Linked DNA regions of Homo sapiens: region 1 is linked to region 2. A link is a loop called in an ENCODE intact Hi-C map of the cell type or tissue named here. Cell type or tissue: mammary epithelial cell. All regions are shown on one strand. Each heading gives the region's core, and the rest is flanking DNA. Links, peaks and the distances in the headings are about the cores only.

Region 1 (4,672 bases), core at 308-4,307, 770 kb after region 2:
TTGCTACACTGCAGGGAAGTCAGCCACCATAACCTGCATGCAGCCGACTCAAAGGCAGACAGGGGTGTGGGAGCCTTTATAGTGGAAAACAAGGAAGACTCAGGGGTGCTCTGATTGGAGGCTGCCAGCATGGGGAGTCTGTAAGTGGACTACCTAGTCACAGGACAACCTATGTGCTATAATCTGAATATTCGTATACTCCCGAATGTGTATGTTGAAATCCTAACCTCCAAAGGAATGGTATTAGGAGGTGGGGCTTTTGGGGAGATGATTAGATTGAGGACAAGCCCTTGGGAATAGGAGTAGTGATTGTATACAAGAGGCTCAAGGGGGCTTGTTCACCCCTTCCACTATGTGAGGACACAAGAAGGCACCTGCTATGAATCAGAAGTGCGTCTTCACCAGACAGCCAGCACCTTCATCTTGGACTTTTCAACTTCTAGAACCACAAGGAATAAATTTCTGTTTCTAACCCAGCCAGTTTATAGCATTTTGTTACAGCAGCCTGAACAGACTAAGGCACTATATGATTGGTTTGGGGAGCACATTTGGGTTTCTCTGGTTGGTCCTGAGTTGGAAGCAGGGCTAATGATTTGGGAAGATGCCAGTGGCTAATCAGTACCTCACTGTTCTGGGCTGGTTGTTGCAAAGGTTTTGGGTCAGAGTTCAGCTGCTGTATAAGGCCATTGTGTATGTGTATATTCAGCAACTCATCATTAAAAACTATGCAATAATGAAACACAATTATAAATGGGTTGAAGGATCATGAAAGACCTCCTACAGAAAGTAGGGCATGAAAAGAACTTTGAAACCTACCAAATCCAGGCTGAATGGAGTTCTGGGCATATGTTTGAATACGCAAAAACAGTTTGTAGTGATATATTTATCCAAGAAGGAAAATAAAACTATGTGAATCTTGAATTTGAAAATTTTATAAGTGCCCTTGTACTCACTGAGAACATTGGAAATGTGAGAATTCAAACCTCTGATGTTACTGGTTGCAGAAAATATTTCTATTTCTTTATATAACATACAAGTTTTAACTATTTGTGTTTTCTGCTCTGCGATCAGAACATGGTGTAACAGGGCAGAAAGGGCTTCTATTTTGAAACGAGAAAGACCCATATCTGAATCCTTACTTCTGAACTTCTACCCATATGATCTTCAACAACTTAATTCATCTTTCTGAGCAGGAATAGTAATATCCACCTCCTGGGTTAATACTTGTAAAGATTAGAAGAGAAAAAAAGTATATATATATATATATATATATATGTATATATAAATAGGTACATGTACCTAATAGAAAACCCAATGTAGTCTGGAATTTCTGATGAGTTAAAATGCAAGAGAAAGCAGTAAAATTGTTGCTGGTGCCTTTCCCCAAGCCCTGAGGAATCCATTGTCCTCAGCTTTCCTGGAGGGTGCTAAATTCTGTGTATGCTGTCTCTTTAACCCTGTCACTGTGGTTCCTTATTGTTGTTCCTCCTAGGCTCCCAGAGAATGGCATTCAACTGCTAAGATCGATGAGGCTAATTTACACCTGGGATCTAGCTATCACACAGGTGAACAGAGCTGCACTCATTCAGATGTCTACCTTCGGAGAACCTTTAGAGGCCCTACCGCTGTGGTTCCCACCACACTGTGGCTGCATAAAGGAATCACTGGGGCCAAATCACTGGGGCCGGTCATAGTCAGCTCAGGCTACCATAAGAAAATATCACAGACTGGGAGGCTTAAGCAATGCCTATTTCTCATGGTTCTGGAGTCTGGGAAATCCAAGATCAAAGTGCTGGCAGATTTGGTGTCCGGCAGGGGCTTGCTTTCTGGCTGGCAGACAGCTGCCTTCTTGATGTGTCTTCGTATGGAAGATAGAAAACTCTGTCTCTCTTCCTCTTCTTATAAGGACACTAATCCTATCAGGGGGTCTCCATCCTCAAAACTTCATCTAAATCTAATCACTTCCCTGCATCCAAACACCACCACATTCAGGATTGCGGCTTCAACATATGAATTCTGAGGGGCACACAAACATTCAGCTCACAGCATGACCCCAGTGCTAGGGCAGTGACATTAGAACCCCTGGAGGCAGAGCCCAGATATCTGGACTTATTAGCAGCTCTCCACTGTCTTCCCTGAGAGGTGAGGTCCTTCTCAGGGAATGAAGACATTTCCTGAGAGGTGAGGTCCTTCATTCCAAGCAGGCATACACATGAAGCAGAGTGAACAAAGCCTGAGAGGCAGGCAAGCAGGGGCATGGACCAAATGTCACATGCCAGAGCAGAGTCCACAGGAGCAGAGAACCCAGTGTGCACAAGAGGCAGGAGCACATCCTAGATGCCGTGGGCACACACTGCACAAAGCTTTCCTCGTTAGGCTTACCCAGTTCTCATTTTCAGCTGACATAGCTGAGGCTGGAAGAATTCACGTGGGAAAAGTAGGGTGGAGCCAGGACTTGAATTCAGGTCTGATTTCTTTTTTTTTTTTTTTTTTGAGACAGAGTCTTGCTCTGTCAGCCAGGCTGGAGTGCAGTGGCACAATCTTGGCTCACTGCAACCTCCGCTTCGTGGGCTCAAGCAGTTCTCCTGCCTCAGCCTCCTGAGTAGCTAAGATTACAGGCGTATGCCACCACGCCTGGCTAATTTTTGTATTTTTAGTAGAGATGGGGTTTCACCGTGCTGGCCAGGCTGGTCTTGAACTCCTGACCTCAGGTAATCCACCCGCCTCTGCCTCCCAAAGTGCTGAGATTACAGGCCTGAGCCACCGCACCCGGCCCATGTCTGATTCTTAAATCTTTGTCGGCCGGGTGCAGTGGCTCATGCCTGTAATTCCAAAAATTTGGGAGGCTGAGGCAGGTGGATCATGGGGTCAGGAGATCGAGACCATCCTGGCTAAGACGGTGAAGTCCTGTCTCTACTAAAAATACAAAAAATTAGCGGAGTGTGGTGGTGGGCGCCTGTAGTCCCAGCTACTTCGGAGGCTGAGGCAGGAGAATGTCATGAACTTGGGAGGCGGAGCTTGCAGTGAGCCGAGATCAGGCCACTGCACTCCAGCCTGGGCGACAGAGTGAGACTCTGTCTCAAAAAAAAAAAAAAAAAAAAAAAAAATCTTTCTCTACACTACCCGTGGTTTTGCTTCAGAAAAAAATAGATAAAACCAGCTATTGAATGGATGCCTGACTTAACCCCTTCCCCACTTCTCCTCACTCCAGGAAACTTATTTTCAGACAAGCTAAATCCTAAGGGGGCACTCCCATCTTGGACTCCTAACTGTGAACACCCTGGTGTCAACTTGATTCTGTGAAGGGGAGATAGTCCCACCCTTGACTTGTAGCTTCCTTGTCAGGAGATTCTGCCTTTTCTGAATGGACAGCACTCCTCTTCCGAAGGCTAAGTGGACATCTTTACCCTGCTGCTGTGAAAAAGTGAGACCTAAAGGAAATTGTGGACATCAATTGGTCCAGCCCTTCAGGTTACAGGAGGAAACTAAACCCAGCAAGACTGAGTGCCTCCTACATGACCACACAGGCAATATAGGGAAAAGTCAGTATTCATATTTGGTTTCCAAAGTGTATTGTCATTTGAATGATGCCAGACAGTCATTCTAACACAGCTTACCAAACATCTTTCTTTATTCAATGTCTCGCTTTGAGCCTGACCAGTGGCACTGTAGCCCAAGGACAGTCTCACTGGGATGGATGGCAGGTGCAGTTTGTGAGAGAGCCACAGGACAGACACCTCACTTCCTTAAGACTGCTCCAAAACACATAACAAAGGAGGAAAGCAGTTCTGGATTTCACTGGACATCGATGTTCCTGTCAGATTAAAGGTCTGGTGGTGGAATCAGTGTCTGGAAGCTTCCAATAAGGGACTTTAATTGTTCTGTTTTATCCAGTGGTGGTGGAAAAACACCCATGCATGGTGCTTTTAAATCATAAAGGCTTAGTGTGATACCTCGATTTACTATTTAAAAGCTCTCATCTATCACTTCATGTTACCATTTCTAACCTTGTACCAGCTTGGTGGTAGTTAAATGAGAAAGATCCTTGCACAAACTGGTGTTCACTAAATCTTTGTTCCGTCCTAAAAAACATTTTAGAACTGAGAAGTGTTAAAAATTCTATCTTTTTAAAAATATTTAAATATTTCAAAAAATGTTAGAAAATATATTGGTTGCTCAGAGAAGAAATGAATGTTTGCAGGAAAATCAATGGGAGAATATTTACTGTATATTTTTTAACTTTTAAATTTTGAAACACGTGATGTACTTCCTATTGCAGTAATTAAATATTATTTTAGTGAACAAAAGAGAAGAAAACAATAATCTATTTTGTATTGGCCATTTTGGCTGGGAAGAACTCCACAGCAGAAAAAAAGAGCTGACGTACTGGAGATCTGTGTGTTTACTTATGAAGCAGCATATCTCTGGTTTAACTCCCTATATCCGCTTTTGGTGTGAGAAAACCTCCCACATGGCTCTGGATAACAAAATCTCCCTGAGTATCACTTCCATGGTGCCCTGGAATGGGATGAGCATTATGGAAGAGTAGAATTGTTTATGGTACTTTTTACAAAATTTTTTTTTTATTGAAGTGCTATATAAAATGTTTTAAAATAATCTTTTTAGAAATGGACTAGCAAAAAACATGGCAATCTTTCAAGGCACTTATTCT
Region 2 (4,672 bases), core at 316-4,315:
TACCGCACGCCTCAACAGAACAGGAAGGTGGAGGAAGGGTGAATCTCCTCTCTCTTCTGGAGCTGGGACACTCATCTTCTTGCCCTTGGACATCAGAACTCCAGGTTCTCGGGCCTTTGGGCTCTGGGACCTAACACCACAGCCCCCAGGTTCTCAGGCCTTTGGCCTTGGACTAAGCCTGCTCGCTGGCTTCCCTGGTTCTCCAGCTTGCAGATGGCAGATCTCGGGTCATCTTAGTCTCCCTAATTGCATAAGCCTATTCCCCCAATAAATCCTCTTTCACCTGTCTCTATATATCCTATAAGTTCTGTCCCTCTGGAGAACCCTAATATAGCTCCCCCTCCCCGACCCCTACGCTGGGGGATGCTGCCAGCCATGCTCGTCCTCTTGAAGTGTGTCCGAGCCTTTAGAAACTGGGTCTCCCTGTGTGGGTGCTCCCCAGGGACAGAGATGGTGCATGGTACAGGCCTGGTGAGAGGAGGGCCTCTAGCCCCTCAGGACCAGGACCACTGCCTGGGCACTAAGCTGTCTTTGGCTAAGGGGCAGGAGGACGAAACAAGTACCTGTCACAGACTGTAAGGCCCTGGCATCCCTCGGAGGCTGCCTTGCTAATGGACAGCTGCACAGGACTCCAGAAAGGTCCCTGGGTTGGCTGGTGACCTCTGCCCGTGGGTCCCCTCTCGGGAGAGCCCAGCACTGCAGCAATGCACACAGCCGCTGTAGTCAGATGCTGGCCAAAAACCCTCTGCCACTGGGAAGATATGGAGGCACCCATGTACCAGAGAACAGGGACAGTGACACTGTGTCCCATCAGAGTGCTCACAGCAGTGTCGCACAGCAGTGGCAGCCCTCACTGGGTCAGTGAGAGGACCCACCCTGGAGCACTCAGCATCTCATGACACTCAGGAATGGCTACCTTCCTCTCCTGCAGCTGGGCTGGGCTGCACTGGGGAGGGCGGGTGACTGAGCACCCACACACACTTGCAGGCCATCATCCCCTGGCTCTGTGGCAACCCATGGAACATGGTCCCCAGGGCCTTCCTGGTGGCCCAGGGCAGTGCCTGTGATCTGTGTGGAATGCACAGGGTCAGTGTCATGCAGGAGGCAGCTCCCTGCTATGAGGGCCTCCTAAGCTCTCCATTCTGGATTCTCCAGCCTTTGCTGGCCTGACCCATTGCCTGCCTGGGTCCCCATTTGACCCACTTGCTGAAGGATGGGGGTTTGCTCCTGTCCTGGAACAGCCACACCAATCCCAATACCTGCCTTTTACCCACTTGGCTGAAACCTGACACCCCTCTACTTTGTAAGAATGATGTTCTCTGCTGGGAACGTTGCCAGCCCAGCTTCCAGGAAAGCAGAGTAACAAACCCCTCCTTGCTGGGCCTGGCTTCCCGATGGGCCTGCTTGGACAGTTTTAAAGCATGACTTGGGAGGCCTGAACTTTTGCAGGGTTCAGGACGTGTGCCGACAAGCGGCCCTGCCTGGACTTGCGTGAGCTAAACCAACTGCTCAGACCTGCTCACCTTCCTGCCTGCCAGGAGGGAACAGAGGCAGAAGAGGAGGGGCCGAGCCCCTCCAACCGGGAGCCCTGGGGTCTGCAGTGGGCGGGAAGGAAGGAGGCTGTGGCAAGGGTTGGAGCCCGGCTGGCTGAGGCCCTTGTTCTCCAGGCAGAGCTGGAACCCACTCTCACTCTGGGGCCTACCTTCTCCCCGGCTTAGTGCCTGGGCAGAGCCTCTCCTTACGGGTGACATCACAACCCTCTCAACTCCCCCGGGAGACCATCTGCTCTGCCTGCCCTTGATCCTCTCAGGGGAGCTGAAGCATCACACCTGGTGACAGCTGCTTCCAGCAGGCCACTCATTCAGCTGGACCTTGAGGAGGGTGGGCCAGCAGTCCCTCAGGACCTGCCCAGGTTCCCTGCACCATCCTGGACTCCCTGGCGAGCCCACCTGCTCGCAGAGCAGCTGCGTTACCCTCCCAGAGGCAGGCACTGTGGCGGACATGAGCCACACGCCTGGCTCCCCCACTCTGGGGAGTGACCTGCCTGCGACTTGTCACTGGGAGGAGTTTGGGGGAAATCCTGCAGGCACAGGCCTGTGTGTGAATCCCAGCTCTGCCACCGGTGACCTTAGGTGATGAGTTATTTAGGCTCTTTGAGTCTCAGTTTACTCATCTGCAAAACAGCGCCCCTGACAGTGAGGCCTGAATGAGACTGTCACAGCCCCTCCCTGCTCCCAGACTGCACCCTCGGGACAGGAATGCCCTCCTTTGTGCCTCCGCTCCTCAGCAGGGCTAGCACGCTGGTGTCACTCCACAGGACAGTGCCTTCCCTGGCTTTCCCTCCATCAACTGTGGTCGGGCTGGAGGACGTGGCCGCGCCGCTGCGAAGATTTCTCTGCCAGGGAATGTGGACCAGGATTCCAGGGAGAACGCAGCTGCACGCTCCACAGCCTGGCTCCCTGCTCCAGGACGACACCCCCACCCCACCCTGGCCACGATGACGCAAACAGAAAACCTCAGTGCTTACAGATCCCGATCTCCCACGGTCACCAATGCTCTAGAGAGGTAAATATTTACACAGGAGCCTCTAAAGCTCATAACTCAGAGGGGAGATGCTCCCCCTGCCGCCTAGGGGCTGTAAACATTTGTTCCTGCAAGCCCTGCAGCAGAAGGCGCTTTCTAATTCTCAGGTGGATGGTGATGTGTAGGCCCTTCTGTCCCAAGCCAGTGGGGGCATGGCAGCAGGGGTACTGCAAATATGGGGCTGGGGTCACATGGGGTGGGGGCACATTCCAAGGCTGGGATGATGAGGGGGCTACCACCCCCATGCTCCTTTCTGAGGGGGTGCGAAAAGCTTTATCCATACAGCAGTGCCCCACAGGGACAGCCCTGGGTGCGCCCGCAGCAGACGGTGCCCAAGGGGCCTGGGGAGTGAGGGCAGGGCCAGGCACCAGGCTGGAGGCACAGACAGCAGTGTCGTCACTGTCATGGGGGGAGGCTGAGGCACAGGGCGTGGACATTCAGCTCTTTGGCCGGGCTTGGGGGGTGACACAGGCAGGCTTCCCTCTGGGAAACGCCCACCCAGATTTTCACTGGGAGTTGGGGTGGGGGGGTCCCTGTGACTTCAGAGCCGTGGGTTCCAGGCTCTGGTTTTAGGCGGTTTTAGTTGGGTTTCCTTCCAACTCAATCTCAAAGGGACTCCAACACATGCGGCAAAATCGCTGTGAGGGGCCCTGGCACGTGAGGAACTGTCTGCTTGTCTGGCCTTCCTGGGCTCAGGGCTGTGCAGGTGCCACCGTGGGCACTGCTGAGGATCTCCAGGGAAGGCCCTGGGGGGTGCACGCTGCAGGGAGGATGCTGGTCAGCTGCCATCTGTCCACCTGCTCACACTAACAAGCCCCCAGCTGAGCTCTCACCACCAGCAGGGTCCCATGGGGTTCAGAGGTCAGCAGGCATACCTCTTCTTGGCATGTGACTCAGCTGGAAGATGGGATGTACCTGGGCCAGCCTGGCCCTACCTGGTGCAGGCACCGGGATGCCACAGGCCCAAGTCCACACATGGAGAAATGATGAACAGGAGGAGAGAAGCGGGGAGCATGCTACCCATGGAACCTGGCACCAGGACACATAAAGAACGCTTACGAACCAATACGCGAAGCACAAACAACCCTGTAGGGGAAAACAGGCCAAAGACGTGAACAGGTCGGTGGAAGAGACCTCACTGACCGATAAACACATGGTAAGATGCTATCTCTCTGCCATGGGGAAACATGCACTAAGAGCACAGAGGTCCCATTTCCTGGCTCCTGGCCTGGCAGAAATGAGCCAAGAGTGCCCGCCCAAACAATCGGGAACCACGGGCACAGCATGGTGGTGAGGAGAACCTCCCTCTGACACACTCCTAGGGACACATAGGGACCATGAGCGAGCACCGTGGCCGCACCTGGACTGTGATGGCCAAAGTGAATTGCTCCCCGCAGCTGCATTAGAACCAAGCAGAGATCCGTCTGGACTACCTTGATGTTAAGTCCAGCAGTCAATGAATTAAACACGCATGTCAGGGACCAACAGGGATAAATCTCAAAACAAGGCTGAGTGAAGACGGCAAGTTGCAGAAGGTCAAGCAGAGTTTGATAAGGGTTCTGGAAAGTTAGTAACATCAAAACAGCACTGTGTATCATTTAAGGAATACACACATCTACAGCGAAAGCATAAACACAAGGGCAGGAAACATGTGAAACGCAGGACAGTGGTGCTGAGCGAGGCTGCAGGGAGGCAGGGGTGGGGTGGAGCACAGTGCATGGGGTCTTCACCTGCGAGCCGCACCCAGCTAAGCCTGCAGTGGGAACAGAGGTGAAACTCCACAAGGCTCCCCAGTTACACCCCTGGAGATACCATGTAGGGGGTGATAGCAGCTGGTGGGGTCTAGGGAAGGGAGGAACCACTGCATCCGAGGAACAAGGCCTGGGCCCTCAGCCAGGCGAGCCTCTGTGCAGGGCCAGCATCACGTGGCATCCACCCCTTCCTCCTCTTGACCCTGGGTTCCTCTTGGTTGGGTCTCGAGGTTCTCAGATGGCTGGGGGTGGGGTCAGGCTGCCACCCACAGGGTCTCACGACCTGGGCACCAGGACAGATGTGCACAGTCTCTACATCCTGGCTGCTGGCCAGAGAG

Evidence for each region. Peaks named below come from ENCODE experiments on the same cell type or tissue, not always from the same donor. Only the 100,000 strongest peaks of a DNase experiment are listed, where the experiment ranks them.
Region 1: a loop joins it to region 2, with 4 times the contacts of the local background. A loop is called at or near these places in 1 of 110 quality-filtered maps.

Annotation. Positions count from the first base shown.
Region 1 is chr2:129,076,479-129,081,150 of GRCh38, forward strand. No RefSeq gene overlaps it. Among named protein-coding and RNA genes, the nearest start is that of LINC01854, 200 kb to the right of the region's middle. In mammary epithelial cell, for the core only: a CTCF peak has its summit at 2,331; a DNase peak (open chromatin) is centred at 2,263.
Region 2 is chr2:128,303,927-128,308,598 of GRCh38, forward strand. All of the region lies in intron 1 of HS6ST1 (heparan sulfate 6-O-sulfotransferase 1), which reads right to left. Among named protein-coding and RNA genes, the nearest start is that of HS6ST1, 13 kb to the right of the region's middle. In mammary epithelial cell, for the core only: CTCF peaks have their summits at 1,534 and 2,629; DNase peaks (open chromatin) are centred at 1,415, 2,125 and 2,505; H3K4me3 peaks cover 810 bases; H3K27ac peaks cover 1,694 bases.